Regions from separate parts of the Homo sapiens genome. Here regions 1, 2, 3, 4, 5 and 7 are each linked to region 6. The links are chromatin loops, found by intact Hi-C in ENCODE. Cell type or tissue: PC-3. All regions are shown on one strand. Links, peaks and the distances in the headings refer to the core of each region. The heading gives the core; the rest is flanking DNA.

Region 1 (4,443 bases), core at 278-4,277, 170 kb after region 6:
GGAACTATTCTAAGAGTTTTACAAGTTTCTGATTTTTTTTAACAAACCCCAGAGGTAGGTACACTTATTATCCTATACTTGCTGAGTCACAGCAAGATTATACAACTAACTTGCAGGTAGAAGGGCAGGTAATGATTACTCAGGGGACCCAGAGGCCCATAAACTGGAGAACCCAAAGATAATCACCCTGGACCATGGTGCGTGGCCCACGCTTTACTGAAAAGTTGCCTGTCATGCTGACTGCCAGATAAAAACCTGGTGGGAGACAAGGGAACAGACAGCCTACTCTCAACAGGAGCTGAGGGAGCCCACAGGTTTTATGGGGTGTCTCTTACTCTGTGACAGCAGGGGACCAGCCTGTGGAGGAGTGGGGAACACAGGGCTACAGAAGTAGAAGAGGTCTTCACTTTAACCCACATTCAAGTGAGAACCTGCTTTGTACATAGTGCCCCCAAGGGGAACATGAAGACATTCAGGTCAGAGCCCTGCCTCTGGGCGCTTACAGTTAAGTGGGGCGGGCCAAAGTCTCTTAGATGTCATTGCTTCAAAATGAAATGGCTAACTTGAAGTTAAGCAATTACTAACAAGAGGAAAGGGACGGTGACTTTCATTTTTGTCTCCTTGGGGGATCCTATGCATATCAATGTAACTTTTGGAAAATGATAGAACTGAATCTTTTTTTTTTTTTTTTTGAGATGAAGTCTCACTCTGTCGCCTAGGCTGGAGTGCAGTGTCACAGTCTCGGCCCACTACAACCTCTGCCTCCCGGGTTCAAGCAATCCTCCCACCTCAGCCTCCTGAATAGCTGGGACTACAGGCATATGCCACCACACTCAGCTAATTTTTGCATTTTTAGTAGAGATGGGGTTTCACTATGTTGGCCAGGTTGGTCTTGAACTCCTGATGTCATGATCCACCCACCTCGGCCTCCCAAAGAGCTGGGATTACAGGTGTGAGCCACCGTGCCCAGCCCATGTTTTTAATTGTTAGTCTTTCAACATATTTATGGATGAAAGATACATTTGTGGGACTCTGGCATATTCAAATCAACCTAGGTGATCTCACCCAAGCGCCTCTACTGCTTTTAAAGCATGCTGGCTGTTAACTCAGTGCCCAGGAGGGAAGAAATACAGTGAGATCCCTGGACATAACATGGAAGACACATTTTAGAGGGTCTCAGCCTCACTAATGTAAAAAAGTAAGAGGAGGAACCAAGGTATTACAAAAGGGAAGAGAAAGAAAGGACTACAATTGGTGAAGATCTGCTCTCCTTTGAAAGAGACTGTCAGTTTACATTTTGTTTCTGATAACAGACATGCAGATCAGAGGTTACAGCCTCCCCACCACAGTCCCCTTCCTGCACCAGCTGGGGAAAATGTCTATTTAGTGAAGAAGATCACTAGACTAGAGATGGACTGAGAAAAAATGTTGAAAATATAAAATAAATCTGGCACTAGCTTGGGGTTGACTCAGGCTTGGAGGACCAAATATATGACATTCAAGCATCCGTGTGTCTGTGGAAAATTAATCTTCAAAATCCATTTTTAATATAGCTTAAAGAAAAAATGTTTAGTCCCTTGAAAAATCTGAAACTGAAAATTCCTTTCTAGACAATATTTATGTATGTCTGTGAGTGTATGAGTGTGTGTGTGTGTGTGTGTGTGTGTGTGTGTGTGACATGAGAAGAAGAAATAAGGGAATTTGAGAAGGTGTACAGAAGCCTTGATATAGACTCTTCTCAGCATCAATTTAGGTCAAATTTTATTTTGATTTAAATCAGCAGAACAGAAACCAATGTTTAAGGTGATAATGAGACTGCCAAGTTACCAAGATATCAATGTTTATAGACTATGAAATTTGAGAAATAAAGATTGTATAAAATGGTAAAATTTCCAACTACTCTTAGACTTTCATTTCTTTACATTACTTCACAAAATTGGTCATAGAATCTTAGAACAGAGACATTCCAGATCCTAGCGGTTCTCAACCAGGAGTGAGTGCACATGTGTTGGGGAGGGGAGGTGATTTCTGGGGTCACACTGAATTAGGGGAGACACTACTGGAATTTAGTGGACAGGGACCAGAAATACTGAAATTCCCTGAGTGCATAGGACAGTTTTGTAGCACAAAGAACTGTCCCACTCAATATGCCAATAGCGCCCCCAGTGAGAAATATTATTGAGGACTCTAGCCCCAGAAGTAAAACAGTTTGTCCAGATTCAAACAGCTATATCTGGTATAGCTGCAAATGCATTCATTAAAACTAATGATATACATTAATACAGAGTTTAATATCAAATATATTTATTGAATTTCTTCCTGCAGACCAAATAGTGTACCAATTGCAAAGGACCTGCAGGCATGTTTAAGAAGCTCCATCTAGTGGCATTTTTTTCTTTCAATCTCCAGTATTAAACACCATCCCTGACACATCGAGGGGAATAACGTTAGTTAGATGATTGGTTGGCCAATAATGAATAGATGGATGATGAATGGAAAAATTAGTGCCATCTAGTGGTAAAGATCTGTAATAGCAGGAGAGCGAAGAACAGCTTGAAAGAATAAAGATGCATGCTGTAGAGAAATCACGGCACACACAGACGGATCTTTCATCTGTATCTTTGACACCGTGAAATCTTTATTCATACTGAGTCAATTTCTCAACTTAAATGTCTCTGGTCTGAAGATACTGGATCCAGAAGTCTATTTGTTCTTCTTTGTGACATGTCCTCCTATGTTACAAGGAACATTATTCCCAACTCGATGTTAGAATGTAGCTTTATTTGGTGGAAAGTTTTTCAATCTATGACTTTTTAAAAAATTATATTTATTAACTGTCAACACATCTTGAGATCTTTGAGCCTTCCAGAATCTCCCTTGTTTGCTTAAGGTTAATAAAAACCCAGTCATCCCAAAGTTTTTCCAAATCCCACATTATTTCAGGAGTCGGCAACTGTTACCTGAGTTCCATCAGCAGCTGGTGAAGTTGGGTTTGTCTCTGGAACTATCTCAGAAGGGTTTATGGGACTTCCATAATTCTTATTATCCACATTTTCAGATACAGTCACCTGTGGACATGTTAAAGGCCTTTACCCAATTTTGAAAGAATTTAGTAGTAAATAAATTTGCTGTAAAGTTTGTACCAACTCTGGCTCTTTTTGCCATCTTGTTCTCCCACAGACATCATCAGGCACCATTTTTATTGCATGACCCAGTAGGCCAGGACTAAACATCACTCCCACCGCCCCAAAATCAAGAGCAGCAACCACTAAGTCACCTCATACCTTAATCCTGGGAGGCAAATACATCCCTCACTGGTCACACTCTCACTTATTACTAGCAATTTCTACTGTATTCTCTATACCTTCTTACTCCCACTGTTGACCAAATTTTTGGATAATCATACTCTAGTTATATACTGGAAGCCAAATCCTAGAAGAACAGCAAGAATAATTCCCCAACCTCACTGATGAACTGAGAATCCTATCTTTGGATCTTAATAATTTCTTTGAATATTAATAAATCCTATCTTCGGAAATTAAGATTTCATAGTACTACTAAAAAGAGGTTGAATTTTTGAAAAGATGAGAATGATAGAATTAATAATCTTCTACGCATTTTTCTATAACATTCATACAATTCCAAGGTTCCCTTTTAAGACCAAATTACCATGAATGCATAATAAACTACAAGGTAGACAATTCACTCCTTTTCCTATATTTTCACATTCATTACTTGTTTATTCTGAAACTTGGATATGCATTTGTATACATGGCCTCATTTTATTTTAAGTGAAGATGTCAAATGAAATGTCGTATCTCTTTTATCATGTGATTAAAGTTTTCATATCTGTTTATCAGAGGATCAGGGAAAATGCTTTCAAGATTTAAACATTTCCGATCTTAAAATCACAAAATATTTGTAAAATAAACATTTCTAGTTTCTGTATTAAAATGTGCCATATCTCGAGTTCAAAAGGAGCATTAGGTGTTAACAATGACAGTTATTCATTGTCACTAAGGCCATAGTTGTTGTGACAAAGGAGATACATGTTCGCAGTTGACAAGCAGTAAAAGTGGCGCTGGGGCTATTGATGCAGACCTTATGTAAAGTTATTCCCTTCACCTATATTCCTATTTCATCTCCCAGCTCTTCTTAAAGATGACGGACTGAATCTCAAACATGCTTTCTTTACTATTCCTTTGCACCCGTCATCCCAGCCTCTCTTCACTTTCACTTAGACTGAACCTGACACCCATCAGGCTCAGCAAATTACCTGGGCTGTACTGCTGCAAAGCTTCACAGACAGCCCCCATTACTTCAGTCAAGCCCAAATTTCATCCTCATCTGTTACCTATTTCGGCATAATTCTCATAAAAACACACATGCTCTCCCTGCTGATCAAGTCTGACTAATCTCCCAAACCTCAATCCCTTCTACAAA
Region 2 (4,443 bases), core at 188-4,187, 440 kb after region 6:
AGGCCCATTGAAACACTGCTCCAGAAGGCCTGGGGAGCACCCCGCTAGGAGCCCTGACTTCACATCATTCCTAGCTAAGATGTTTTTGGAGCTTCTGAGGCCAACAGGGACCTCAGCTGCATATCAAGGCCAGCTTCTGTACATCCAATCAGGGGATAAAACATCCAACACTCATTCCCTTCTGGACACAGAGCCAGTCATTTCCCTTAACTTTTAGCGGGCAGTGCTGCAGAATCGCTCCAAAGGGGCCTGTTTTATACCATTTGTAGAATTACAAAGCCCTGAGGCTTTTTGAAAGCCCATTTACTGACCAACGGTTCTAACTACTACGCTGAGAAAGAGACCACAGCTTGGTAACAGATATCCCCCAGCACTCCACACCCAGGATGTCACTAACGATCCCCAGGGACATGAAACAAGACTCCACAAGTGCTCAAAACCAAATGAATTCAAAACCGAGGCAAAACCACCCGCAGTGCCTGGGATGGGAGGGGAAGTTGAAACCCAGCAGCAGAGTGCAACAACTCCAGAAAGCTAGGACTCATCGGCTACCTGTTGAAGGTATATCTCAACACATCATGATTACACTGGTTTTAGAAAGAGTACTGGCATTTTGTCCAGAACAGTTTGAATGTCAGTCCAACATAATGGAAGGTGAATTTGCGGCCACAGCAACATACAGTAATCATTGAGACTCATTTGGGGCATCCCTGTTTATGGGATGAGAGATTCAAGTCTAATCTACTGAATTTGGGAAAATACAAATATGCTCAATTCAGTTAAAGAGCTTAGAAGTAAATGAAATCAAATCTGCATTGTTTTAACCAAACAAGGGATTTTTAAAATTTTACTTACAAATATCCAGCTTTATCTAATTTTATGATATGTTTTCTTCGGGGCCCTTACAATGCTGTGGTGTGTCTTGGGGGCCATGATATGGCTGTGGCATGGCTAAATGGACCACCAGCTTCCAAGGAGATTTGTCAGCAAGTGTAAGATAAACAGAAGTCAGAGATATGTTCAAGAGTGTTGGAGGGGTTTGGAAGGAGGAGGAGGAGAAGGGGAATCAAAGACTTGCAGACCATGAGAGGTGAGGATGTCCAGCTCCTCTGCGTTCCATTTCCTCTAATCTGGATTGGCATGTCTGACCAAATTCTTGCCTTTGGTGCCACTTGTAAAATCCTAAAAGATGAGAACATCAGAGCACTATTTAATGTCTTTTTTTAAAGTATGGTCTCAATTCAGAATAAGGCAGATCTACATTAACTGATTCAAAGCAATGTCCAAGATACTTTATTAAATGTAAAAAAAAAAAAGTTTCAGAATGGCATGTTGACTATGCCATTTGTGTATTTAAAAACAGAGGAGCTATGTAGACATAAATGCTTATGTATGTATAGAGTATATCTAGATTCTGGAAGGATGCACTAGAGGGAGGTAATGGTAAGGGAACTGTGAGGCTGAGAAATCCCCCTATATTATATAACCTTCTGAAGTTTCACCTTTTTCCTAGTTTAAAATGGTAATCATATAATAAAACATACCATTTCACTAAAAGAGCTAGATTTTCCAGACAAATATTTGACATATGGAACTTTGAAATTTTACATAGTCAGAACTGTACAGAAATCAAGTCACAAAATAATGTCTTACACAGCTGGCCAAGCTTATCCCAGAATGATTTTTTTTTTTTTTTTTTTTGAGATAAGGTCTCACTCTTGTCACCCAGGCTGGAGTGCAGTGGTGCGATCACGGTTCACTGCAGCCTCAATCTCCTGGACTCAAGCGATCCTCCCACCTCAACCTCCTGAGTAGCTGGGATCAACAGGCCCGCGTGCCACCATGCCCGGCTAATTTTTTTTTTTTTTCTAGAGAGAGGGTCTCACTATGTTGCCCGGGCTGGTCTTGAACTCCTGGGCTCAAGTGATCCTCCTCCCTCAGTCTCCCAAAGTGCTGGGATTATAGGCATGAACCACCACACCCAGCCCAGAATAATTTTAGAACTGCAAATGTAGTGCATTTTTGTTAAAGATGTTTCTTTGGCTGCTATTTTTAGTCTTTTTTTCCTCCTCAGATTCTCTGAAGATTATAATCTTCATGGTAGTGGACTAGAAATCACAAAGATTTTAAGAGAGAAAATGTGTCCTATTAGCTATAAATAAAATCACTCTCCTAACTCTCTCCGGAGAGAATGAGAAAGAAAAGCTGGAGTCATAAAAGAGTGTTCTTTCCCTGTGACTGTGGATCAAGATTGACACCCAGTGGCCAGATACAATCCTTTTTTTCACTGACATTCTTGCTATATAATTTGACATTTCTAAAATTTCCCTTTATGTTTTAGAGGAAAAAATGATTTAAATCTGTGATGTTTACTGAAAGCGAACTGTATCTTAGACAGCCAGGTTAAATTAGTAGGTCTTGTTTCATACATAATTAACAGGTTTATTTCTGTATCCTCTCTGCTTGCATTTTTTCCTAACATTAAGAAGCAATTTTCATTCGGTTGACAAAACAATGTACACTAAGTCCTGTGGAAATGCAACTTTAAGCAAAATGAGGTACAACAGGTCTTTGAATAATGTCTTTTTTTTTTTTTTTTTTTTTTGAGATGGGAGTCTCACTAAGTTGCCCAGGCTGATCTTGAACTCCTGGCCTCAAGCAAGCCTCTTGACTCAGCCTCCTGAGAAACTAAGATTATTGGCATGAACCACCATGGCTGGCTTAGTTATAATGTCAATGAGAAAAATAAAATCGGTTTTGTTATATCTTATTTTGCTTAAAGTTGCCATTTCCAAGAACCTATTGATGACATTGAGGACTTAATGTATTCATTTTTTTTTTTCTTTTGAGACAAAGTCTCACTGTCGCCCAGGCTGGAGTACAGTGGCATGATCTCAGCTCACTGCAACCTGTGCCTCCCAGGTTCAAGCGATTCTCCTGCCTCAGCCTTCCAAGTAGCTGGGATTACAGGCATGCACCACCATGCCCAGCTAATTTTTGTATTTTTAGTAGAGACGGGGTTCCACCATGTTGGCCAGTCTGGTCTCGAACTCTTGACCTCAGGTGATCCGCCCGCCTCGGCCTCCCAAAGTACTGGGATTACAGGTGTGAGCTACTGCACCCAGCCATGATGAAGTCAATATTTTAGCAAATAAAACTAACATGTTTAACACAGATTACCAAAGAGAAAAGTCGTGAATTTAAGAATTAGACACATCAAAGTCCAAATTCTAGCTGGGCAATCTTGAGCAAGTCTCTGAATTTTACTAAATTTCAATTTCCTCCCTATCGTGAGGATTAAATGAGATGCAAATTTAAAATGCTTATCTTGGTACTTGCATGTATGTTATGAAATACACACACACACACACACACACACACACACACACACACAGATATACGTACACGTGGTAGCTATTTTCTGGTAGTTACTACCAGAAAAAGCAAGTTTGTGAAAGTCAAACCCACATGAAGAATATATCTCTTCTTGAATCAACCTTATAGTACCTAGTTTGATGGAGAAGAACAGTGACCCCAGATAATCTAAACTTATAAATAATTCAAAAGATCAAGAAGATGGCCAAACAGGAACAGCTCCCAGTGTGAGCAACGCAGAAGACGTACGATTTCTGCATTTCCAACTGAGGTACTGGGTTCATCTCACTGGGGATTGTCGGACAGTGGGTACAGGACAGTGGGTGCAGTGCACTGAGCATAAGCCGAAGCAGGGCGAGGCATCGCCTCACCCAGGAAGCACAAGGGGTCAGGGAATTCCCTTTCCTAGCCAAGGAAAGGGGTGACAGACGGCACCTGGAAAATCGGGTCCCTCCCACCCTAATACTGCGCTTTTCTGATGGTCTTAGTAAACGGCACACCGGGAGTTTATATCCCACGCCTGGCTCAGAGGGTCCTACACCCATGGAGCCTCGCTCATTGCTAGCACAGCAGTCTGAGATCAAACTGCAAGTCAGCAGCGAGGCTGCGGGAGGGGCGCTCAGAATTGCCAAGGCTTGAGTAGGTAAACAAAGCGGCTGGGAAGCTCGAACTGGGTGGAGCCCACCACAGCTCAAGGAGGCCTGTCTACCTCTATAGACTCCACCTCTGGGGGCTGGGCATAGCCAAACAAAAGGCAGCGGAAACCTCTGCAGACTTAAATGTCCCTGTCTGACAGCTTTGAAAAGAGTAGTGGTTCTCCCAGCACGCAGCTTGAGATCTGAGAACGGACAGACTGCCTCCTCAAGTAGGTCCCCGACCCCCAAGTAGCCTAACTGGGAGGCACCCCCAAGTAGGGGCAGACTGACACCTCACACGGCCGGGTACTCCTCTGAGACAAAACTTCCAGAGGAATGATCAGGCAGCAACATTTGCTGTTCACCAATATCTGCTGTTCTGCAGCCTCCGCTGCTGATACCCAGGCAAACAGGGTCTGGAGTGGACCTCCAG
Region 3 (4,443 bases), core at 220-4,219, 73 kb after region 6:
ATCATGTCATTTCTATTTTATAGTTGGGGAAACTGAAGCACAGAGAGGTTAAATAATCCTCCTAAGGTGTAACAACTAGTAGATGTGAAGCCACATGCCAGTCTGTGCTAACCTTCTTCCACTCTGTGCTCTGAAATGCAATTGATGGGCCAGTGCTTCTTAATTTGCAGAAATTAAACTGTAAGATCAAATTTTCTCAATTTTAGGTTTCTCTGTCATAAATTTTTTATTAAAATTCAGCATCCACCATTTTTTCTCTATTGGAATTTATGTATAAGATGGTTTATGACTTAGCCCATAAAACCCAAAATTATAACATATAATTTTATATGTTATTATATGTTCAAATCTCAAATATATCAAGGTCAGCAAAGAAAAGCAAGATTTCTAGATGTTTCCTCTATGCAAACTGAATGGGTTGACTTCTGAGTTGACGCAAATGTAGTAATATTGGATTTGGCACCAATTAGGACCCAGGAAAAAAATTTTGCTTCACACAAAACCAAAAAGGCAACACAGCTATGGGGCTGTAGCTTTGATTGGGAAAAGATTCCCAATAGAATTTTGCTACCTTTGCTGTGCTGAAGTTATTGACAGCAGTCAAAGGGTAAAAATGCCAAGAGAAATTTGTCAACTCAGGACTATAGCTGATCTGCTCACAGGTCCAAGGGTCCTAAGACTTTCCTTCTGGTGCCATGAAGATCCAAGGGAAGATAAAAGCATAGAGTTTTAGAGCTAGAAACAACATTGTAAATATTGATATATCATCCAACAACTTCATCTTATAGATGAGAAAAGTGAAGACAGAGTGGCCATCTGTCCAGGGCCCTGGAGAGTTCAGGGTGTCTTCCTCTGCACCCTCATGCTGGCCAGACACATCTGGGCAGTGTGAGTACTGAGTTGATCGTGCTTAATTCACTTCAGCTATAAGCTTGTCTTCTTTATGGTTCACGGTCTGAAAATAGGTAGGGTTGTGGTCCCTACAGTCACCCAATTAAAATACCGGCTCTTTTTGAATGTTTATGTGCCAAACACTGTTCTCAGTTCTGGGATTCAGGAATGAATAAGACAGACGAGAATCTCTGCCTCAGGAATCTTACATTCTGGGGGCAGGGAGGGGGCAGTATAGAGAGGAGACAAAGAAGTAACACATACAATACATCAGATGGTGTAAATGGTATGGAGAAAAGCATTGCAGGAAAGGGATATGATAGGGAGTGTGTGTACGTATGCTGTGTGAGAGAGAGAGTGTGTTTGTGTATGTGTGTGTGTCAGTTAGCGTGTGAGGGGAGAAGGATGTTGCCATTTTTAACTGGGTTTTATGGAAGGGCCCACTGAGATGGTGACATATGAGGAATGACCTGAGGGAGGTAAAGGAACAAGTACATGGGTATCTGGGGAAACCACATGGGCAAAGCTCTGGGCAGGAGCATGCCTGGTGTATGTAAGGAAGCTGAACCTGGAGTGGAGTAAGCAAGACTGAAGTCAGCTGGGGATTATGTCAGTGTGGCGGGAATCATGGAGTGCCATGAGCTCACAGGGCAGTGGCTCTGAAAGTGTGACTACTGGACCAGCAGCAGCCTCCTCATTACCCAGTAGGAATGTATGTTCTTGGTCCTTTCCTGAGACCTACTGAATCAGAAACTCTGGGAGTGGGGCCCAATGAGCTGAAGCTTGAGGACCACTCCTGTAGAGCCTTGGAGGTCACTGTGGACCAATTTGGAACCTGTTTCAAAACCTTAGCAAAAATGTCTCAGAGAAAGCTCTAAACCACAATGGTAGAATTCAGCCAATAGTTGTTTAAAAAATATTGAAGATTGCACTATGGAAGAGATAAAAGAAGTTGCCATTATTTTACTCTTTGAATCATTCAAAAACTGATTGAGTATCTTCTTTTTACAAGACACTATGTCAAATGTTACGCTGGCTACCAAGTTGTACACATTACAGTTAGTGTCCTTGAGAAAGTTTTAACCTTAAAAGGATAATAAAGCTTAGTATATAAACCAAGTAAGAATAAAAAAGAAGAACAGCAAATGTTATAATGTTTGATGCAGACCTTAAGTATTTAAAAAGTGACCCATCAGTATGGATTCTCAAAGAAGGAAGGACTTGAGTTATATCTCAAAGTATGAGAGGGACCAGGTCATAAATACAGCATGAGTGCACACAGGCAACATTGAAAGGACCAAGATGGCTGCTGAGAGAAGAGGCAAAAAGTGGCTTGTAAATTTGCTTAAGTAGGTGAAGAAAGACAAAGAAGGGCTTTCAGTGCCAGTAGGATGAGTTGCATGCAGTCTAAGATAAGAACTTCTGTTCACGGCCACCCAGGGCCAGTGTTTACAAAGCTGAGCCACAAGAAGGATGGGTTAGGCAGGAAGTCTTGCACATGCACACCAATCACAGAAGCTGGTTATTACCACCCTGAAAATCAATATAAATTGTGTAAAGCCAGCATGAGTCAGTTAACACAATATAATTGGCTATGTTTTTTTGTGGCATAGAGACTAGCAGAGAGAAAAATGTCTAAATTAGAGCTTTCTTAGGTAGCTTATGTATTTTTAAAGCAAGCTGTGTGGAAGGACACAATTTCTGTAGTTTAGTTGACTGCAGAGGGAGGCAGAATGGTATAGTGAAAAGAGCACAGGCTTGTGAAGTCACAAAGAACTGGCTTTAGATCCTGGTTTTGCCACTTACTTGTTGGATGATTTGGTTAAGGTAGTGATACTTGCTAATTATTTCCCCTCATGTGAAGTCCAGTAGGCCTTGAATAAGGGGAAATCGGTGTTGGGCAAAGGTGCTCTGCTCCATGCAGTCATTCAGAGACCCAGGCTGACAGAAGCTCTACCATCCTCAACATGTGGCTTTTAAGGTCTCCTTGGACATGGACATGTATCCATCACACAGGGAAGAGAAAATATGGAGCATTTTGTATGGAAAGTTCCTGTGGGCCAATCCTGGAAGTGGCATCCATTACTTCTACTCAGATTCCACTGGAGAGGACTGTGCCACATAACCACACCTAACTGCAAGAAAGATTGGAAGATAAGGTCAGGCTGTGTGTCTGGGAGGTTTAGTTAAAAGTTAACCAATCTCAAGAGATGGTCTTTGAAATCACAAAGGTTTGTGTTCACTTACTAGCTATCTAACTTTGGACAAGTTACTTAATCTCCATTAGCCTCAGTTTCTTCATCTGTAAAATGGGAGTGAGAATACCACCTGCACAGGATGATGAGGCCTGCCTGAACTTCCCTGTGCCATAGATTCTGGATTGGGAGTTCCTCCCCCAAGTAGCCATTTAATTGAATTGTGTATATTTTTTTACCTACCAAAATTAGTGTATTCCTAATTTTGTCATGTACACATGTAGAAAAGACTGGAAGAAGTACAATATAAAAAGTGCTTATCTGTAGGTTATGCAAATGTGAATGAGGGTGGTTTTCATTTTCTTCCTCATGCTTTTCTGCATCTTCTAAATTATATACAATAAGGGTAAACTATTTTTTAAACATATAAGTTATTAAATGAAAATAATGAATATGACAAAGGAAATATCAATAATAATGCATAATAAAATTTTATTAATGATTTTTAGAAATACATAGAGAGTACAACTATGTGGGTGTTCTCCAAATATTAGCTGTAGTTCAGTCATTGCTTTTTTTCTGGGAAAACTCTGACTTCTGCAGAAGGGATGGGGCCGTCATCTGGACATCACAAGCAAAGTTTCTGTGGATTCAAAGCCCATTAAGAACTTGCTTTATCCTAACACAGACCAGCCCTGTGTCATGGTACCTGATGCTCCTGCTCAGTGGTGTGCCCTGAATGTCCTGAACCTGGAGGTAGATCCACCCTATCCCAGCTCTCTGCCTCATCTGGCTCTCCCAAAAGCTGGCTATCACTGATCCCCTTTGGCTCAGTGCCTAGTTTGCTCCACCTCCACATCATGTCTGGGTAGGGCTCCTGGAATTCCTTCAGGCCTCACTTGTGGGCCATTTAGAGTAAAATAGTGGGCACATACAACACTTCATTATGGTCTTCAAACCATGTTTCCTTTAAGATGATCTTAAGGACGAAAGTAAGAAATAGTGAGTTGAGTAAGTCCAATGTATTATTAAATGTTTTATGCTCCCTCTGTAGAATTAATAACGCCAAATAAGACTAATTACAATCCTAGCAAGTTGTCATTTATAGTTATCTAAATGAAATACATTGATCTCCACAGCACTCAGTACTTGGTTAGAATTTATATTTTTGGTTCTCCCTCTAATGAGGAAAACCAGCACAAAAAATATGGACTTCATTCATAAGCAAATCTTTTCTGATGTTTTTGAGTGCGGTAGTTCTTGTCTTTCCCTGAAGGCTCATTATTGTGCATAAAGTTATAAAAATTATAAGGGTACCTTTATAATTGCCAAATGAAAAGAAATAGGTGAAATAAAT
Region 4 (4,443 bases), core at 198-4,197, 260 kb after region 6:
CCAAATGACCTTATCTGTTGTATCTCCCATGTGGTCAACAGCTCCCTACTCTAAGCCTCTGGTTCCGGCTCTCCCCACAATCCTGCTAAGTGCCGCCATACTTCTGTGCCTTCATGGATCCCTTGGCCTCAAGAGTCACTGCCTGGTTGCAACCCATTCTCCACCTACTAGAAGGCTTCTCATCCTGCAAGCTCTATTGCAAATGTTACATAATCCCTTAGAGCTTTCCGTGTCCTTTCAAAGTCAGAATATATTGTCAATTCTTATAATGCTATTTTAAAATTCCTAAAATTCTTGCTTGTTTGGAATTAATTTTAAATCCAGTGTTGTTCATTTGAAGACCATAGGACAAAATACAAACAATATCCTGCACATTAAATATAGGTCAGAGCTATTTCTCTTTCTCACTGAGATCTATTATTTTTCAAATGTTGACATATGAAATCAGAAGATGTCCTAAATTTGAAATCTTCCATTTTGTCAGACCCTGACATTAACAAGAACAATGCTGCATGGAAGACACGTGCCATTTATGAATACTCACCCACGAGCAGGATCAACAGTTATGCCAATTGGAAAGCCAACTCCAAGAGCTGTCCCATCATTGGCAATCAATGTTTTTCTGTATCTGATATCTCCGTGGAGTGTCAAAACCTATAGCATAAAATCACTTATTAGAACTGACTTTCATAAGGGGAACCAAAGGAAACTGAGATGAAGGAGAACTTATGTACAAAACAAATTCCAAAGCACGATTAGGGATGGATGAGAGAGGATTTGCATGAGATTCAGATAATCTATATTGCACTTCAGGGAAATGAGGAAATTAGCTCAATAGAAAATGAGAGTAAGAGCAGCAAAATCACCTCCCAAGTTCCTACTTCCAACTCACCTAAAATTTCAGGAGGGAACATTTTTATGGATAAAAGGAAGATTCAGTTGGGAAAACATACAGAGCCACTGCCTAAAGAAACTGCAAAAATCCTTCAGGAGAGCTAAGAGAAATCTCTGGAAGACAAATGAGAACCCCACAGCTTTCCTGCACCCCACCAAGGCACTCGGTGGCCAGTTACTGCCAACACAGTTGATCAAAATAGTCCAAATTTACTCAGAGGTACAGTGAATTCTGTTCCAAGTCAACAAACTAAACTGAAACACATGAGCTGAAATCTCTGCCCTGCCAGGTCCTGACTGTACAATCTGAGGCAAATAAATTCACCTCTTTGAACTTTATCAGTCAAATATGGAAGGTCTGCGTAGACCTTACGGGACTAAGAGATAATACAGGTAAAGCAGCACACCACCCAGCACAACTATGTTCAATAAACTTCTATTGTTTAATTGGTCCATCTGTTGGTCACTTACTATATATGAGGTATTAGAGCAAGCATTATTGTATTCGATCCTCATAAACAATTCTGTGAGGTAGATCCCATTATTTTTCTCAATACAGATGGAGAAAAAGAGGCCTACAGAGGTTTAGTGGCTTTCCCAAGGCTGTCTGTGATTATTACTGTTATAATCACAGTGTTAACAGGGCCCTGATACAGCACATAGAAATATAGTTTATTGGACTAGAAAGAAGTTTCTTACAGCAATGAAGCTATTTTAATACGTACCTAAGACAGTCTAACAGACAATTAGTAAGAAATTAGAAAATGTCTGTTGATTTTTGCATTAAGGTTTTTCTATAAAATTGCTTTTCAATACAAATAGATTATTTGTGTTTCTCTGTCTCTCATACATGCGTGTGCACGTGTGTGCACGCATTCACACGCACACATACACACACACACACATATATCCTTCTTTCCCTCATTCTTTTCTCTAAATTTTTTTCTCTGCCTATTGTCTGGTATCTTTCACTCTTGCTTGGACTAAGGTAGCTTTTCTTTTCTCGGTTTGCCTCTTTCTGCTACAATCTCTCTCCTTTTCCTAAGACTAAGGATCTCTTTGGTTCACAGTTCCTTTTCTTGCTTTCTGGAATATATAGAGCTCTCTCTCACACGGCCATTCTGTAGGCTTCACTACAAAATTCAGCTATAAAATTTCTTTTAGTGGATGGGAACACAGCTACCCCTAGTGGATAATAGTTTCTTCAATGTTTCTCTTATTTTCAAGTTGGAGTTAAACACGAACTACTCTTAGGCAGGAAGGAATATTATACAGGTAAACAGAAAGTGAATACGATTCCTATTTTCTTAATTAATCCAACAATCACCTGGAAGACTTACTTACAATTTAAATGACCTAAGGGGAAACACCAGTTAAACCATTAAAAGGGCAGTTTGCCCTTGGATCATTATTCTCACAGGTCTTTCATGGATTTTCTAAAAATATTGATCATTTGAGGGAAACAGCGCTCTGTATTTACAGGATACCTCAGTGTTATGAAGTACTTTTACTTCCTCAGCCATAAACTCCACTGTACAGATGAGAAAACAGGCTCAGAGAAGTTAAGTAATTTGTCCAAGGTCGAATAGCTCATGAGTGGAGAAAATGCAGTGTTGTCCCCAGTCATAAAATGCATTTCCATGTTTCAGGGTCTTTATTCAACTGTTTTTCTCTCCTGGGACACCTTTTCCCTACGTCTTCATTTGGCAGAAATAAAAACAGTCATCCCCCTCATCCATGGGGGACAAATTCCAAGATCACCAATGGATGCCTGAAACCTCAGATAGTACTGAATGCTATATATACTATATTTTTTCCTACATATACACACCTATGACAAAGTTTAATTTATAAATTAGACATGGTAAGAGATTAACCATAATCTGAAAATAGAACAATTATAAAAATATACTGTAATAACAATTATGTGAATGTGGTCTCTCTCTCTCTCCTCCCTTTTAAATATCTTATTGTGCTGTACTCACATATTCTCAGGCCACTGCAGGTAACTGAAACCTCGGAAAGTGAAACCCTCCGATAAGCAAGGATGTATTAGTCATCTTTCAAGACTCAGCTCACAAGTAACCATGAATGGGAAATCTGCATGCTCTCTCCCCTCACTTATACCTCTGCCTCCAATCACTAGCACTTTATATTCACCGGCCTTATCACACTTATGACACTGGAGCACAGGTATTTGTTTATGTATCCATCTCACAGATATGTGAGCTACTTAAAGACAGAAAAAAAATGTTTATTCATCTTAGGATATCCAGGATCAACTGATCCATAGAAAGCATTTCCTAGTGCTCATTAAATGAATGAATAAAATGAGCAAGCAACCCAGACTCAAAGCCAGGTCTTTGGACTCCAAATCAAAATATCTTTCCTCTGTACCACACTGCATCAGGGCATAATTAGAAACTTTTGGTTCATGTGGTTAAAGTGGCCTTACCAATCCATACACACATGCACGCTCAGTTATTCTCCAACTGGCCACTACTGCATTGTACCTAACACTAATGGGAAAGACACGTTCCCTGCTTTTGGAAAACTATCAGTTTAAAAGAAGAGAACCCCATTTACTAATCAAGAGACAAAGAGATAAAATAAGAGCATATTAATTGCCATTTGGAATTAAGACAGCTTTGCACTGGGTGGACTTTAGAGAGATGTGAGTTTGGTAGTAAGGGTCTTAGGCAGTAGATGTTGCCTGTTTAATGGGAGGATGATAGTCTTAGTTGAAATCATGAAAAATATTTTCTGCCACTGTCAAAGAGGGTTAAACCAGTCTGGATTGCCGGAGTTGTAGTTTATAAAAGTGCAAAGAGAGAATACTGCTCAGGAATTAGAGCAGTGAAGCTGACCATTTAAGACATCTTCTTAGCTTCTGTGGGCCTTGGTTTCTGATGTAAAAAAATAAAAATAAAAAAAAGAGTTTGAACCAGAGGAGCCTCCAAGGGGCCCTTCATGTTAACACCTGATAATTCTACCTGGCTTGAGATACTTGTGCACACTGCAAATTTCCCTCTCATCACAAATGGCTACCAGAACTGCCTGCCCTCAGGAATGTTGTGAGGATTAAATTAGATGCTAGTGAAAGATCTTTGTAAACTCAAGCGCTGTTCCAGTGAGAGCTCTTTTCTCTGCCTGGGACACCTTTTCCCTATTTCTTCATTTGGCAGAAATAAAAACAGTCATCTGCACTCATCCATGGGGGATACATTCCAAGATCACCAAGGGATGCATGAAACCTCAGATAGTACCGAACTCTACATAGGCTGTGTTCTTAGTCTACAGAGAGTGCTTTTTAGTATAGATAGGTGCTCTAAATTAGCCAGCAGGCTGCTGTGCGCCTTGCTCATCTTCAGTATCTTTCTGAATGCTCCAGAGAAAAACCGTCTTGCCAGCTGGTGCCCACCTAAAGCAGTGGATTGTCAGGGCTCTGCTAACTATCCCCCTCCAAAAACTTCTCCTTGTTTTGGGAAGTTTCACTTTCAAAATTATTGTGAATTAATAATCCCTTCCATGTTTTACCCTTCTCTCAGA
Region 5 (4,443 bases), core at 323-4,322, 150 kb after region 6:
TCCACTTAAACCCAAACTAAGAAAAAAACAGGGGGACCCCACCTAGGAGGCCCTCTCAGCTCCCAGAAGCAGTCTGATGGAGAAGGGATGTGATAGGAGGCCTGCCCTTGTGAGAACTGACATATTTCCTACACTTAGCATTTTATTTGGCTCCAAGTTAGGTGACAAGCAGATCCTAAGTGCCTTCTGTTTTCAAAGCCAAGTAGAGATTGCATAACATCTCTATATCTTATCCCTAGATGGTTAAAGTACCGATTGCTCTCTCATTTCAGCAGGAAGTGAAGTAAGACCACCTACATTTCTGTAAATTGCCAAGGAAGCTTGCAAAAGGTACAGTATGTACCCAAAATAAGTTCATACAGAAAGAAAGTGTGAATGAATAACAGCAGAAAGATATATCCTTTGTTGGATACATTTTATGTAGATATGTGCTATATGCATCATCTAATATAATCTTCTCAACGACCTTATGTGGTAAGTGCCACAATGATGCCTCATTTTACAGATGGAAAAAATAGAGATGTGAGAGAGGTAAGTGTTGTGCCCAAAGACACACAGATGCATATGTACACAGGGGACTAAACTGGGACTCAGCTGTCTGCCTTGTCAGACACTTGTGGGCCTCTCCATCAACCTGTCTCTTCCCACACACAAAGCGACTTTTCAAAATGACCTATTCACATGTTCTAATTCACTTCCCTTTCTTGTAAGCATTTAAGCCTGCAGCAAAAGCAGCTGTCTGTCAACTATTTTCTTTTTTTGGGTAAGCCCACATTTACCTGTGCTACCTATGTTACCAAGAATCCCTCTTTTCTCCTTCCATAGTAAAAATAGAAGACAGAAGAGTATTTTCTAATTAATCCCAACTCTTCTGCAATAGAAAAGTGGCCCCAAAGAAGTTGAAAGGAAAAGAAAATTGAAAGCTAAAAGGTTTTGAGATTTGTTAGGAAAACATTTTGACATTACACTGGAGTGGGTCACTGCGAAAACTGATCCACGACTTTTAGTGAAGCTAGAAGCAAGACATGGCTTGTCCTGGTCTGGAGGTTCTGTGCCAGCCATCCCAGGGAAGGTAGACCCCTATTAGTGAGTCACCTCACTCGGCCCGATTGGCAGCCCAGGCTCCAAGGCTACAGCCTAACAGTTTCTCGTAATTGTCAAAGAGCAAATGGCCACATCTAAGCTGGAAATGGTTGCATGAGCTATTTTAGGGTAAACCTTAAGATTTACTTTGAAAAATCCATTAAAACATCCAAAAACACACCAAAAAAAATCCTCTCTATATTTTTATAGACAGACATGGCATATTCATGAACACAGCCCATGGAAGCAGTTTCAGATTTCGGATGAGAGACAGCCAACAGGCAGAGGGGTCTAACGTTTGCTGAGAGTGGCAGGCACTTCACAGATGCTGTCTTTACTCTCACAGGATTCTCCTTATCACCCTGAAATAACACTTATTCCTGCCACCATTTTGAAATTATCGCCATCAATAAGGTTAAGTGCTTAGTGCAGGGTCACGCTACTGGTTAATGGCTAAGTTAGGAGTTGAACCCTAGTCTCTTTAACTCCCAAATCCAACCTCTTTCCACTGCGTGAACTTGGTCTCCTCTGAATATTCGGTGGGTAAAGAAGTCCTGGACACAGATCACTCTCCCTCCCAGTGGTTGTGGTCTGGATGCAGCTTCCAGGGGACTGGACAAGCTGCTTCCTGAGCGGGCTCCCCCTCCCCACTTCCATCCCTCCCCGCAACACCCTGGCCCAGGGAATGAGTGAAAATCAGTTGAGATTCCTCTCCTTATTCCCGCACCTGGGCTCAATTTTTTGCCAGGATTAGAGCACGCAAGCTCAGTGCTCTCAATTGGACACTAGGGGGCGCCCTATGCCCACAAAATACCTGGGATCCCAGTAAGCGTCCCGCAGCCCCTGTTTGGTCATATTGGAAAGGAACAAGTCCGTCCTCTAAGAAGTTTCACTTAAATGGACCAAAATCTACCATGGTTTGAAAGAAACCTGGTTAAATTACTGGGATTATCTAGTAGGCAAGCTGTTTTGGACAACCTAAAGCCAACATACTCCTAGTTCAGTAGTGCTATGACAATACTGAACATATAAAAGGACAGGTCCCCACTCCACTGTCTGATGGAAAACCGCCATCCTCGCAGCCCAGCCATTGCTAAGGTCTAGGATAACCCGGAGTAACCAGAACACAGTCGATCAATGATAAACGTAATAAAAAGCCAATTGATCAAAAATACTCCAAGGTATACAAGAAAAATAGCCCCCATATCCAAAGCGCTGCCCATCTCCCGCGCCTCAGTTCGCTGCATTTGTTCACCTTTGTGGAGAGGGAACAGGCATGGGTGAAGTTGGCCACTTGGAGAAGCTGTTGTTTGTTGCACCCAGGAAGCCCAGAGAGCAGCAGAAAGAAGGAGCCGTGTGCTGTCATTTGGTGAAGCCTAGGGCAGAGGCCCCAGGTGCCCGCCTCTGCGCTGAGGCCTTTCAAAGCTGTGCTCTTGGCAACAGCCTTTGAAATAACTGGGTGCTGGCAACACAGGCTTGGCATTAATATGCAAATAAGAATACTTCAGGCTCCCACTTCATGCTTTTGGATCGTTTTAAAAATCCAGCCACTTACCATGACTAACATAAAATAAAGGGGAAAAAAAAAGTGGTACGACCTTCGCTTGGTTTCTCCCACCGACCTCCTTGTGCTGGAGCCAAGCACTTTTCAAACCAGAGAGAGATAGGGCTGGGGTCTCAACTAGAAGCAGGGACCGCTTAGGGCTAAGGATATTTTCACCTCCCCTTTCTAACAAAAGCTTTGGGATGAATAATAGGCACCACTCAGCTCCATCAATCAACCTCAGTTGCTCTATTTTCATTGCTACCGAGATGTATAAAAAGCTAAAGTTTGCTACAAAGCCCCCATCGAGGCCTTCAGGAAATCCCGGGGAAGCTTACTGCGGGGATGGCTGTGAGCTTGCCAGGCGGCGATTGTGCACATCGTTTCCTTACAGCCTCCTTCCTGCCGCTCTGCCTTCCGTGCCTCTTCCTTTGTTTGGCTGCTCGCCTGAGATGGGCCTGCAAGGAGACGCCCCAGAGGCAAGCACGTCTCTATAATAAGATGTGACGCGAGTTTGGGGAATTTGCTGGCTATACATCATTATAAAAACGAATTCTACATCATTATCCGTTGCTTTTCTGAGACAGGAACGTGAGCGGTAAGGCTCTCCTGTCCCTAGCGCTCTGAGAACAAGGGCAAGCACAGAGCAGGTGTTGACTAGCCAACCTGCCAGTGGCACTAGCAAAGTGCCCTGCCAGTGGGAGAGGGACAATCTCAATACAACCTGAATCAGCTGTCAAACTAAGCCTACTACAAACAGCTGAATGGGGAAGAAACAAACAACACTTGTTGAAGTCCTTAGAAGATGAATTACATCTGTTTCAAAATTCCTGGCACCCTCTAAGAGGAATCAGAGTTCATGGGCATTTCTTTGCCTTGGTATCCTCAGAGAGCAGGGGACTTCGAGCTTTTGCTGTAGGGATAGTGCCATGAGATGAAGAGCTGGAAACAGGGGAGAGACTATGTTTTAACTGATAGCACGGAACCAGGAAGAGGTAGCCTTGCATCAAATGGAATGGGATGACAATACTAACATGGATAAAAAAGAAACCCTCCCAGGTTCCACCTCTGCATGCTGGTAAACAATGACCTCCATGTCCCCAATCCACACTCACTCACCTGCACTCTCCATCTCCCAGCCCTTTACTCTCCTGCTCTGACCTCTGGCCTTTCCCTTCATATAAGACACAAACATGCACCTGCTGCTTCTGTGGACACTACCCCTTGATGGGGTTCAGGACATGCTACATCATGTCCATATGGCATCTTATGAGCACAGGGGTTCACACCTATAATCCCAGCACTTTGGGAGGCCAAGGTGGGAGGATCACGTGAGCCCCAGAATTTGAGACTAGCCTCGGCAACACAGTGAGACCCAGTTTCTAGAAAAAAATTTAAAAATTGGCCAGGAATGAGGGCTTGCACCTATAGTCCCAGCTACTTGAGAGGCTGAGGCAAGAGGATCCCTTGAGCCCAGGACTATGAGGCTGCAGTGAGTTATGATCATACTACTGCACTCCAGCGTGGGTGGCAGAGTGAGATTCTGTCTCTAAAAATAAATAAATGGCATCTTAGCATTTGAAAAACAACAGAAGCAAGAAGGTCACTTTCACCTCCCTGCCCCCCAGTCTCTGGAAACCTGTTATAAAACCTAGGAAGGATTTCCTGATCTCCCTCTGAAGCAGGTCATAAGACCTTCATTTGAGAGTTACCTTCCCTACACTCAGAGAAGAGTTACCAAGGACCCAGAGATGCCAAGAAGAATCTGAACAAACAGGCCTTGCTAAGCTTCCCTGGTTTATTACCATTAGATCTTA
Region 6 (4,443 bases), core at 206-4,205:
GTCTCCCATGTTTATGCACATCTTGTGAACAGAGGCATTGATTACCTTCATTCGGGTTATTTTTTCAAGGGTATTTGTATAGCAAACAGTTTTGGAGGACAAAGAAGATGTCTTCATCCCAAGTGAAGTGCAAACCTTACTGCCCCCATCTGCCCATTATGAAAGAGTCAGGCTCCTCAAGCCCAGGTTTCCTCTCGTTTAAAACACCCACTTCATTTGTTGGTATCATCTGGCCCTCTTTGCATTGCCTTGTGGGAACTGGGGGTTGGGTTGGGGAGCCAGTGCAAATGCTGAACACTGGCTACTGCTATTGCTATGAATAATAAAGTCCTTTGTCTCTGGTTCAGGGTACTCGTGTGACAGAGCAAGACTGCATCTCCAAAAAAAAAAAAAAAAAAAAAAAAACCCGAATATGAACACTGTGATTCAGGATGCTCATGTATTCTGCCAGCATCATGAAATTGTGTGAGACTAACTGAATGCTTGCAATAGAGCAAAATATTTCACCCCTTCTCTGTTCTAGAGAGTGGTTGGTATCCAGATCTGGATGCTCTCAGATTCATGTGGGTTGATGATTAAAAAACCAGATTCCTGTATCCTGTCACGAGAATTCCAATTTAGTAGGCCTAACTGTGAATCTCTGTCTTAAAAAATACTCATCAGGTAATTCTGGTAACCAAAGTTCAGTATGTGAGAACTCCAAGGCTCCTCTCACCACTAAATGGCTAGGATTCTATAATGTATGTTTTAGATGTGTCAGCTGTGCTGTACGTACCATCAAAGGGTAGGCTTTGGAACTTGTGAAGACTATTAGCACTCACTAAATTCTGCCAGCTTCCTTGTGACATTAAATACCAGCATTTTCTGGAACGATTGCCCCACAGGATGGTCCACCCACAGCCTGACATGATAGAAATTTTCCCAACCTTCTGATACCTGAAGTTATCCTTAACTCTAAACAACAACACTTAGGACATTTCAAAGCGATACAAAGTAATTCTTGTCTAGTGGTTTTCATTCCAAGAGACACTAACAAGAAATACGAATTAATTAAAATAATTTTCTTTGGTTCCTCTATACTAAAAGTTTGACTTTAAAGTTTGACCCCCCCGAAAAAATGCAACTGTCCAGCTTGAATGATGCAAAAACTAGAAAATCTGTCCCTAAATATTGGACTTTTTATTGCATTTTATTTGATATCTCCACTAAAAGAACAGGAGAGGAATAAAAGAAAACAATACAAAAAATAATTAAAGTCATTCTGTAAAGAAATATTTTTCTCTCTGATTTTGCAAAATTAAACATAAAGAGAAGATTATAAATTAACAACAAATCTCACAGACAGGTAAAATTATAAAATTTATATGTGTTTCCTTGTACTTCTATTGTAGCACTGGCAGGTTGCACAGCACTTTTAAAAAAAATCATATGTAAAGAAATGCCTGTCAGCAGCTCCATAGTAGGGAGAGTAACAATAGCTCTTGTTCATTTTTGCATCCCCAGTGTGATACCTGGCACTTCACAGTGTACAATCGATGTTTATGGGATAAAAGAATGAATGAAACTTTTATGTCCATGCTGCATACATGCAACAAGAGATTTATTTAAAATTGCTCATCTACTATGATGCATTCATAGTTCAATGCTAGACACTGGGCTTTTCTGTTTCCTTTCTTACATCTTCTGTGTAGGCCAGAGGAAAAATAACCTCCGACTTAAATCTTAGGTCTTGCTTTCTATACTTTGTTACACTAATTTCTGCCTTCCATTCAGTAGAGGTTCCCTGCCCTAATAATAACTTTAAGATTTGATGATAAAAAGTGGTAACTATGACAAAGGAGCAGAGATTTTTCAAATGAACTAATACTGATAGCCATTTTTATGGGTCCCATCTCTGTCTTATCTTAACCAATGCCTAAATCCTATCACATAAGTTATCTGTGATGCAGTTATGGGTGTCTAATATTTGATCCTGACTTGATCTCATACATGTTCTGCCTTGTGTTTTAGTTTCACCAAAAGAGATTGCCTAAATATTAGAGACTAAAACCTTTAGCCTGTGGGTTTCCCTAATCCTAAACTTAATGTTGTCAACATTGTAACTAACATCTGACCCCGTTTACAGGAGCTAAGAGTACTGCTTGGAGAGCAAGGATAAATGGGTATAGTCTCATCTCTGTCACCAACTAACCATGAGACCTTGGGTGAAAGCACAGACTTCTCAGGAAATGGTTCTAAGTTTTAGAGTCAATACTCCACAAGACCACAAGGTGGCGATAACTCCTTTGTGTGAATCGACCTTTAGCACCGTAAGAGAGTATTTCCCAATCTACAGAAAGTAAGGTTAGGCCTTTTCCATCAACATGAGAAAAAGAAAGGATTTCACCAATGCTTGGGCTTGTGGAATTTAGTTAAGTATTAAAATACTTTAAAATACCAAAACAGAGCAACATTTTACCATATAATGTTACTTGAGATTAGAAATTTCATAAGTCAAATTTTATTAACCCTTTTCCATTATTTTCTTTTCAAAAATCATTAATTTTTTAAACCTAAAGGACTAACAAAATTATCGTACAAACCAGTGGTATTATTATGAGACCTTTTCCCCTTGGAGCTTTAGTATAATCACATTGGCTCTCCTATCATTTTTTCTCTCTTCTTCCTTTCTATCTCCCTTAACTAGAGAGAACGTAAAGTCACATCTTTTAAAACGTATGCTGGCCTACATATAACTGAGTTTAATTGTTCTATTCTAAATGTATAATGCTGACTAGTAGAACATAATATGAAACATTTTAATCTCTGTAAAACTAGACCGTATATTAGATTTAGATTTCCTTTTAGTTAAATGGTTCCCTCCTGAATTGTTCCTGCATCAAGAGAACTCTATGGGAATCTGATCTCCAGATGTCCAGGGAATCTGATGGTCCCCTACACCTACGCTAGGTCCTCTACCAGCTTGAACAACAACAATGAAAAAGTCAGATTTTCCTTCCCTCCCTCCCTTCTTTCCATCCTTTCTTACTTTTACTTTTATTGTCAAATATCTACCCAGAAACTAGAAAAAATTAAAATGCAAAAATTAAATATGATTGGTATTGTTATGGTTCAATAGAAATGTCAATGTAGTGTTTGGTTCTTTCTCCCCTGAAGCTCTATTAAACTCCTGCTCTTATATAATACATCTTATAGTTATCTGGGACAGCACCATGGACTCAATGAAATAGCTATTTCTAGAACTAGAAGAGAGGTTGAGTCTTTAGTGGCAGGATGCAGTAAGAAACTATGCTTGCTAAATGTGTTTTCTCTCACTGTGATTCATCCTGCTGCTCCTGAGAAAAAGTCTTCCATGGAATTTATTTAAAGCCTGTGTTAGAAATTGAGACCTCTGTTTATTCAGTATTAATACATTAAAAACAAAAGAGAACCCAATCACTCCCTTGTCATTTTCATACGGTCATAAAGAGTACTCTACTTTATTCCAAATTTGTCCATTATGAATCAATGTTTGTAATTACTGCCTAGTGGATTCACGTGTTGGAATTTTATTTAAGACAATTTGAAATTATATCATGCATAATGGATGTGCTTGTAATTTAAAAATTCTCTGACTTATTTGCTTTGATAAATCTTGCAGTTGGGGTTTTATTTTATTGTAGAAATTCATGTTTTCATTCTAATTTTTAAAATCTCCTGATGCCTTACTAAGTGCAAGGCACTGGGTTAGGTAACCAAGTTGATTCAAACACAAATAAGGTGTATCACTAACTTTCAGAGGCTTATAATTTAGAAAGGGGATAAGTCAACATGACTTTGATTAAGGCTCAATAAGAAAATTGCCATGAAAATTTTCTAACGAAGGGTGGTAGGGGAATGAACGTAAAAGTATCAGGGCTGACATGTAACGTGCAGTAATGAGGAAAGGCTTGGAGGAGAATGGGTGGTCTGTTTATGTGAAAATTAGACAATGTCTACAACAGCAGGACACCTGCATCCTTAGGAAGAAATTGTGTATTGCTATACATGTTGTTTGCTTTCCTAGCTCTTTAATTTTATGCTACCTTGAATTATGTTAAAATTGATAGTATTATTTTAAATGTATCTTAAAACCATTATAAAAATTGTATGAAATCAACAAATGTCTGTGAAACCTAATTGGCCTCCATTAATTCAAATATTTTGATAACTTGTAATAAGGGCTAGCCTATTCAAACACTTTTGTTGATCAAGGTATTTTTGCCAAAATTATTGTAATTTAAGAAAGAAATTTTAAAATTTGAGAAAAAAGCTTTCAGGTATTCTTAACAACTTTTATAAAAGGATTTCTACATATGAGCAAATAATCTGCTAAATATCTAGAATTCACACATTCTGTGTTTGTTAGAATAGTTTGTCTAAGACAATTAACCCTCCGAAGTCCAGTTTTCATTACCTTGTATT
Region 7 (4,443 bases), core at 336-4,335, 180 kb after region 6:
TGGTTATGTTTCTTTCTTTTATATGCTTTCATTAAATGCTTTTTAAAGACATCCATTTATCTTGCTCCATGTTAGAGTTTTCGCAACACAGTCATCTTCTTTCCGAATCCATCCCAGTCTTTCTGCTCATCACGAGTGCCTTGTACTAAAGCAGCCCTGCAGACAGCTCTTCTCCCACAGCCCTGTTGTAATCAACAATACCAGGTGAGTAGGAAAATGCTGCTGCCAATTCTCTAACTCCTTGCTCCCCAAAGTGTGGTCCAAGACCCTGTGGCCTACCTAGAGCTTGTTAGAAATGCAGAATCTCTGTGCGTGAGAATGGGCACTTGAACCAGATCTCCACGGGATTCTTATGCACATTCTAGTTAAAGAAGCACTGCCTCAGTTCTCTGTAGACTCCCTCAAGGGAAGGCAAGCTGGTTAAAATGTAAGAATTAGTGAACTGGTGAGGTTCCTGTATTTGTTTTCCTGGCTACTTTAAGGTCTCAAATTTCCCCAGAAGAGGCAAGGCCTATAGCTGGGACCTCAACATTCAGACTTACTTGCATTTGGGGAGGTCAGTCTCATCAAAATAGCAATTTCCTCCGTGCATGCACCTGCATGGGGGGGGCAGGTTGATAGGCAGTTCGATGGCTGCAGGAAGGGAAAGCCATGCAGGTGTTAGTCAGCTGTACTCAGCAGAGTGCCCACACCATGCAAACCGGCCCAGGTTAGGGGTGGGAGGAGGGGCAGGCCAGCCAATTAGTCTCCCTGTCAAAGCTTACCTTCCCCCTAAGTCCAGTGAGTTTCCTTAAGGTCTTGGAGAGTAACATACATTTAGTGGAAAGAAAGGGGGCAGTTTATAGAATTTTTCCCAAAAAACAATGGAGAGGTACTAGACTCTGGAGCACATATATTAATAGTTACAAGAACCTAGTGGTAAAATAATCTCTTAAAATATTCACATTCTCATTTGAAGTTTTCAGAATTCTCCTCCGTGAACCCAGTTAAAATCAAGAGTTTAATGTAGGCCCACCTTGAAACTTCAACTAAAGACACCAAAGCATCAGTAATTGATCAGTCCACAGGCAGTCACATAGCTACAGATATAGAGATATTTGATAGGCAGTTAGCTAGAGAGCTCCTGAGTTTTCAAGTCCTCCCAAACTGCCCTTACTCCAAGTCCCTGCTCCCAGCTAGGCCTGTACATACTCCCAGGATGTGCCTGATGGGGAATTAGTGCTTCAGTGTCTTTTATATTGAAGATGCTTAATAAGTATAGGTTACATGTGTATATTATTTAAAGAGTCTAGATACCCTCCTGGCTCAGTCCTTCAATCTGAGTCTCCACTCAATGTTCACTGTATCAGACAGGTCTTCCCTGAACACTATCTAAAGGACAATCCCCACTCACCCCATCCTCATCCCTCTTCCTCTGCCTTCATTTTCTCCATAGTACCACCTGAACTACCATGTATTTATTGACTTCTCTATTTATTGTCCTCTTAGAATGTAAACTCAATACACACAGGGGGTTTTGTCTGTTTTGTTCACCTCTGTTACCTCCAGCACTTAGAACAGTGCCTGGCACATAGCTGGCACTCAAGAAATCTCACTGGACTAATTGCTTAATTATTATACCAAACCGAGGCCCTATATGGAATGACTGCCATCATTCGTGTGCTTACTTCGGTTAAAGTTCTTTAAAACAAGAATCTTAATAAAATCCACTTGGCAAAAAGTTTAAATGAGAAAAGTAGTAGATGAGGTGACAACCAGGACCACACTGCTCCCACGATGTGAAATTGCAGTAAGTGGCAAAACAATCTATCCACAGCATGGAACAAATCTCAAAGCCTGAAATTGTCATTTTGTTCCAAATATGGCTCGAAATATTGGATTCCTACCAATATTTCCCCAGTAGCGTTGGGATGAGTGCAAGAGTAGGGGAAGAGGGGTGACAAGAAACAGTTTTTTCTCCCTGGATTCATTCCCTAAACCTGCCAACTCCTCAGCCTGTTTGGAATGAGTCAAAGGGTGGTTCCTGGTCTAACTGCCTGCTCCCCCTGGTGGTAGAAGGTGGTTAAGCGTTTTCCTTTCCCCATCAGCTAAAACTGGGGGAAGGCCCCAAGGATGTGAGCCATAAAATGGGCCGCTAGTGAATTGCAGGACGACTTTTTCACAGGCTTTTCCAGCACCGGATGCTAGTTAGGGACACTAGTTATTCGCCCCCATCCGGCTTATTAACTCCTTAAAAGAGTCATTGAAAAAAAGTCTTGCCAAGAATAGATCACCCACAGCGTTTGGGACTAGAATTAAACCACAGCTTCCTCATGCTGGTCTTCGTCTCCTGATAATATAAAGCACTTTTCAAAAGGTAGCCCTTTTTCAGTTGTCAAAACTGGACATGGTTCTCTACCCTGAGGAGCTACAATTAAGGTTGAGTGGATTCTGGGGCAATGGGAATCCAGCTTGAGGTAGAGGTCTTATAAAAACTCACTCTTCAAAATGTCTTTACAAAACAACACAGCAATAGATTTAGGGACACTGGATCTATATTTCTGCAGATCTTAGCAAATAATTCTCAGCAGTCACTGGAACACAGTTCTGTTTGCCCCCTAAGTCCCACTCAACTCTGTTCATACCTCCCACATCCCTTAACCCTCCTTCCAGCCATCCCCACTCTGCTGCAAAGGACCCAGCATACAGGGATTCTTCTGACTCCTGAAGGCAGCAGAGGAGTGCTCCCAGGCCCCCATAGCTGCTTGGGCAGTGCTCCTACCTGCATCACACTCAGTGGTGCTCCCCTCTATAAAGCTGGAGCCTTGGGGACAGGCACAGCTGTATCCTCCAGGTCTCAGAAGGCAGAGGTGGCTGCAGATCTGTTTGCAAAGGTTGGGCACTGGAAAGCGGGTGAGAACAGCAGTTAGGTCCTGACAGAATGAATAACCTGAATACCCAGCAACTGGAAGTGGCTCTGCCAGGTGACAGCAGAGCCTAGGCATCCTCTCAATACCTCTCGTCCACGTGTCAGCTGGCCACTCACCCTCATTTACACTATCATCTCTGCCACCACACTGCAGTGGGATAGTCCCTCTCTGGGCCCTCCAGCCAATTTCTGTACCACTCACATTTTCTATTGGCATCACTTATCTTCTCTGCTGCCCTGAGAGGTTTGGAAGGTGGGTATCTGGTTCACTGCCTAACCTCAAAATCTACTCAGTGCTAAACAACTTGAGATGGTTCAAAAGACCAGTGAGATCCACATATTATACCAAGATTTGTCACTACCCAAAACTGGACAGATCATAACATATGGTCTATCCAAAGTATACTGGATGTGATTTCCACCCCAACCCTCCAAGGAGACATTTCTTCTGGGTTTCAGTTACCTTAATTGCAAGAAAAGGGAATTTAGAGCAATGGTTCCTCATAATCACCTGGGAGCTATTCAAAACTATTGATGCCAGGCCAGGCGCGGTGGCTCACACCTGTAATCCCAGCACTTTGGGAGGCCGCTTTGGGCGGATCACGAGGTCAGGAGATCGAGACCATCCTGGCTAACACAGTGAAACCTCGTCTCTACTAAAAATACAAAAAAAAAATTAGCTGGGCGTGGTGGCGGGCACCTGTAGTCCCAGGTACTCAGGAGGCTGAGGCAGGAGAATGGTGTGAACCCAGGAGGCGGAGCTTGCAGTGAGCCGAGATTGCACCACTGCACTCCAGCCAGGGCGACAGAGCAAGATTCCGTCTCAAAAACAAAAAACAAACAAACAAAAAAACCTATTGATGCCCATTCACAGAGATTCAGATTTGAATTGGTCTGGGGTAGAGTTCAAGTATTACCATTAAAAGCTCCCTAGGTAAGTCTAGAGCCTTATTAATTCTACCTTAGCATGTATTATGATTTATCCAAGGGTTGTACTGGAGTGGATAATCTTTACATTCCTTCTCAGACTAACATTCTGTGATCCTGATTGTCTGTCATTCAAGATGTAACCACAGACAAAGCATAGCTATAAATTAGTAACACATCTTCCAAAAGCCTCCATCAATATCTGTCTCATTACCATTTCGTCGGCCCTCCAGAGTGGAGATTTTCAAACTTGAATGTGCTATCCATCACCTGGGGAATCTTGCTAAAATGCAGATTCTGATTCAGAAGGTCTGGGGTGGGCCTGAGAGACTGCATTTCTAGCCAGCTCCCATAAGGATCCCAAGACTCCTGGCCCATGGCCCACACTCTGAGTAGCAAGGGACTGGAGCAGCGGTTCTCAAAATGTGGTCACTGAACCAGCAGCATCAACGTCACAGGAGAACTAGAAATGCAAATTCTTAGGCCACCTCAGGCATATTGCATCAGAAGTGCAACAGATGGGGCCCACGAATCTATATTTAACAAGCTCTCCAGATAATTCTGAGGCATGCTCAACTTTCAGAACTCTTGGTTCAAACAGGCTGGGC

Evidence for each region. Hi-C counts contacts between places; a loop is a spot of excess contacts. Peaks named below come from ENCODE experiments on the same cell type or tissue, not always from the same donor. Only the 100,000 strongest peaks of a DNase experiment are listed, where the experiment ranks them.
Region 1: a loop joins it to region 6, with 7 times the contacts of the local background. A loop is called at or near these places in 80 of 110 quality-filtered maps.
Region 2: a loop joins it to region 6, with 7 times the contacts of the local background. A loop is called at or near these places in 16 of 110 quality-filtered maps.
Region 3: a loop joins it to region 6, with 3 times the contacts of the local background. A loop is called at or near these places in 6 of 110 quality-filtered maps.
Region 4: it touches region 6 in a loop (7-fold over the local background); 30 of 110 quality-filtered maps call a loop at or near these places.
Region 5: a loop joins it to region 6, with 6 times the contacts of the local background. A loop is called at or near these places in 29 of 110 quality-filtered maps.
Region 7: a loop joins it to region 6, with 7 times the contacts of the local background. A loop is called at or near these places in 78 of 110 quality-filtered maps.

The regions. Positions count from the first base shown.
Region 1 is chr2:169,129,614-169,134,056 of GRCh38, forward strand. LRP2 (LDL receptor related protein 2) reads right to left here. Exons shown (of 79, transcript NM_004525.3): 77 at 2,961-3,068. Among named protein-coding and RNA genes, the nearest start is that of DHRS9, 62 kb to the left of the region's middle. In PC-3, for the core only: a CTCF peak has its summit at 2,494 (motif pointing left); a DNase peak (open chromatin) is centred at 2,508.
Region 2 is chr2:169,395,633-169,400,075 of GRCh38, forward strand. No RefSeq gene overlaps it. Among named protein-coding and RNA genes, the nearest start is that of LRP2, 35 kb to the left of the region's middle. In PC-3, for the core only: a CTCF peak has its summit at 2,257 (motif pointing left); no DNase peak of the experiment used is centred there; H3K27me3 peaks cover 2,256 bases.
Region 3 is chr2:169,032,164-169,036,606 of GRCh38, forward strand. No RefSeq gene overlaps it. Among named protein-coding and RNA genes, the nearest start is that of ABCB11, 3.1 kb to the left of the region's middle. RefSeq lists an enhancer at 2,136-2,430. In PC-3, for the core only: no CTCF peak of the experiment used is centred there; a DNase peak (open chromatin) is centred at 2,278; H3K27ac peaks cover 1,298 bases.
Region 4 is chr2:169,219,910-169,224,352 of GRCh38, forward strand. It overlaps LRP2 (LDL receptor related protein 2), which reads right to left. Exons shown (of 79, transcript NM_004525.3): 34 at 545-654. Among named protein-coding and RNA genes, the nearest start is that of LRP2, 140 kb to the right of the region's middle. In PC-3, for the core only: a CTCF peak has its summit at 2,091 (motif pointing left); no DNase peak of the experiment used is centred there; H3K4me3 peaks cover 281 bases; H3K27me3 peaks cover 168 bases.
Region 5 is chr2:169,108,079-169,112,521 of GRCh38, forward strand. No RefSeq gene overlaps it. Among named protein-coding and RNA genes, the nearest start is that of DHRS9, 41 kb to the left of the region's middle. RefSeq lists enhancers at 1,946-2,446, 2,447-2,947. In PC-3, for the core only: a CTCF peak has its summit at 1,872 (motif pointing right); a DNase peak (open chromatin) is centred at 1,893.
Region 6 is chr2:168,959,555-168,963,997 of GRCh38, forward strand. The region is part of intron 18 of ABCB11 (ATP binding cassette subfamily B member 11); the gene reads right to left. Among named protein-coding and RNA genes, the nearest start is that of G6PC2, 60 kb to the left of the region's middle. In PC-3, for the core only: a CTCF peak has its summit at 2,261 (motif pointing right); a DNase peak (open chromatin) is centred at 2,277; H3K27ac peaks cover 1,223 bases.
Region 7 is chr2:169,139,913-169,144,355 of GRCh38, forward strand. LRP2 (LDL receptor related protein 2) reads right to left here. Exons shown (of 79, transcript NM_004525.3): 71 at 2,762-2,881; 72 at 543-633. Among named protein-coding and RNA genes, the nearest start is that of DHRS9, 73 kb to the left of the region's middle. RefSeq lists a silencer at 1,867-2,161. In PC-3, for the core only: CTCF peaks have their summits at 2,056 (motif pointing left) and 2,257; a DNase peak (open chromatin) is centred at 2,039.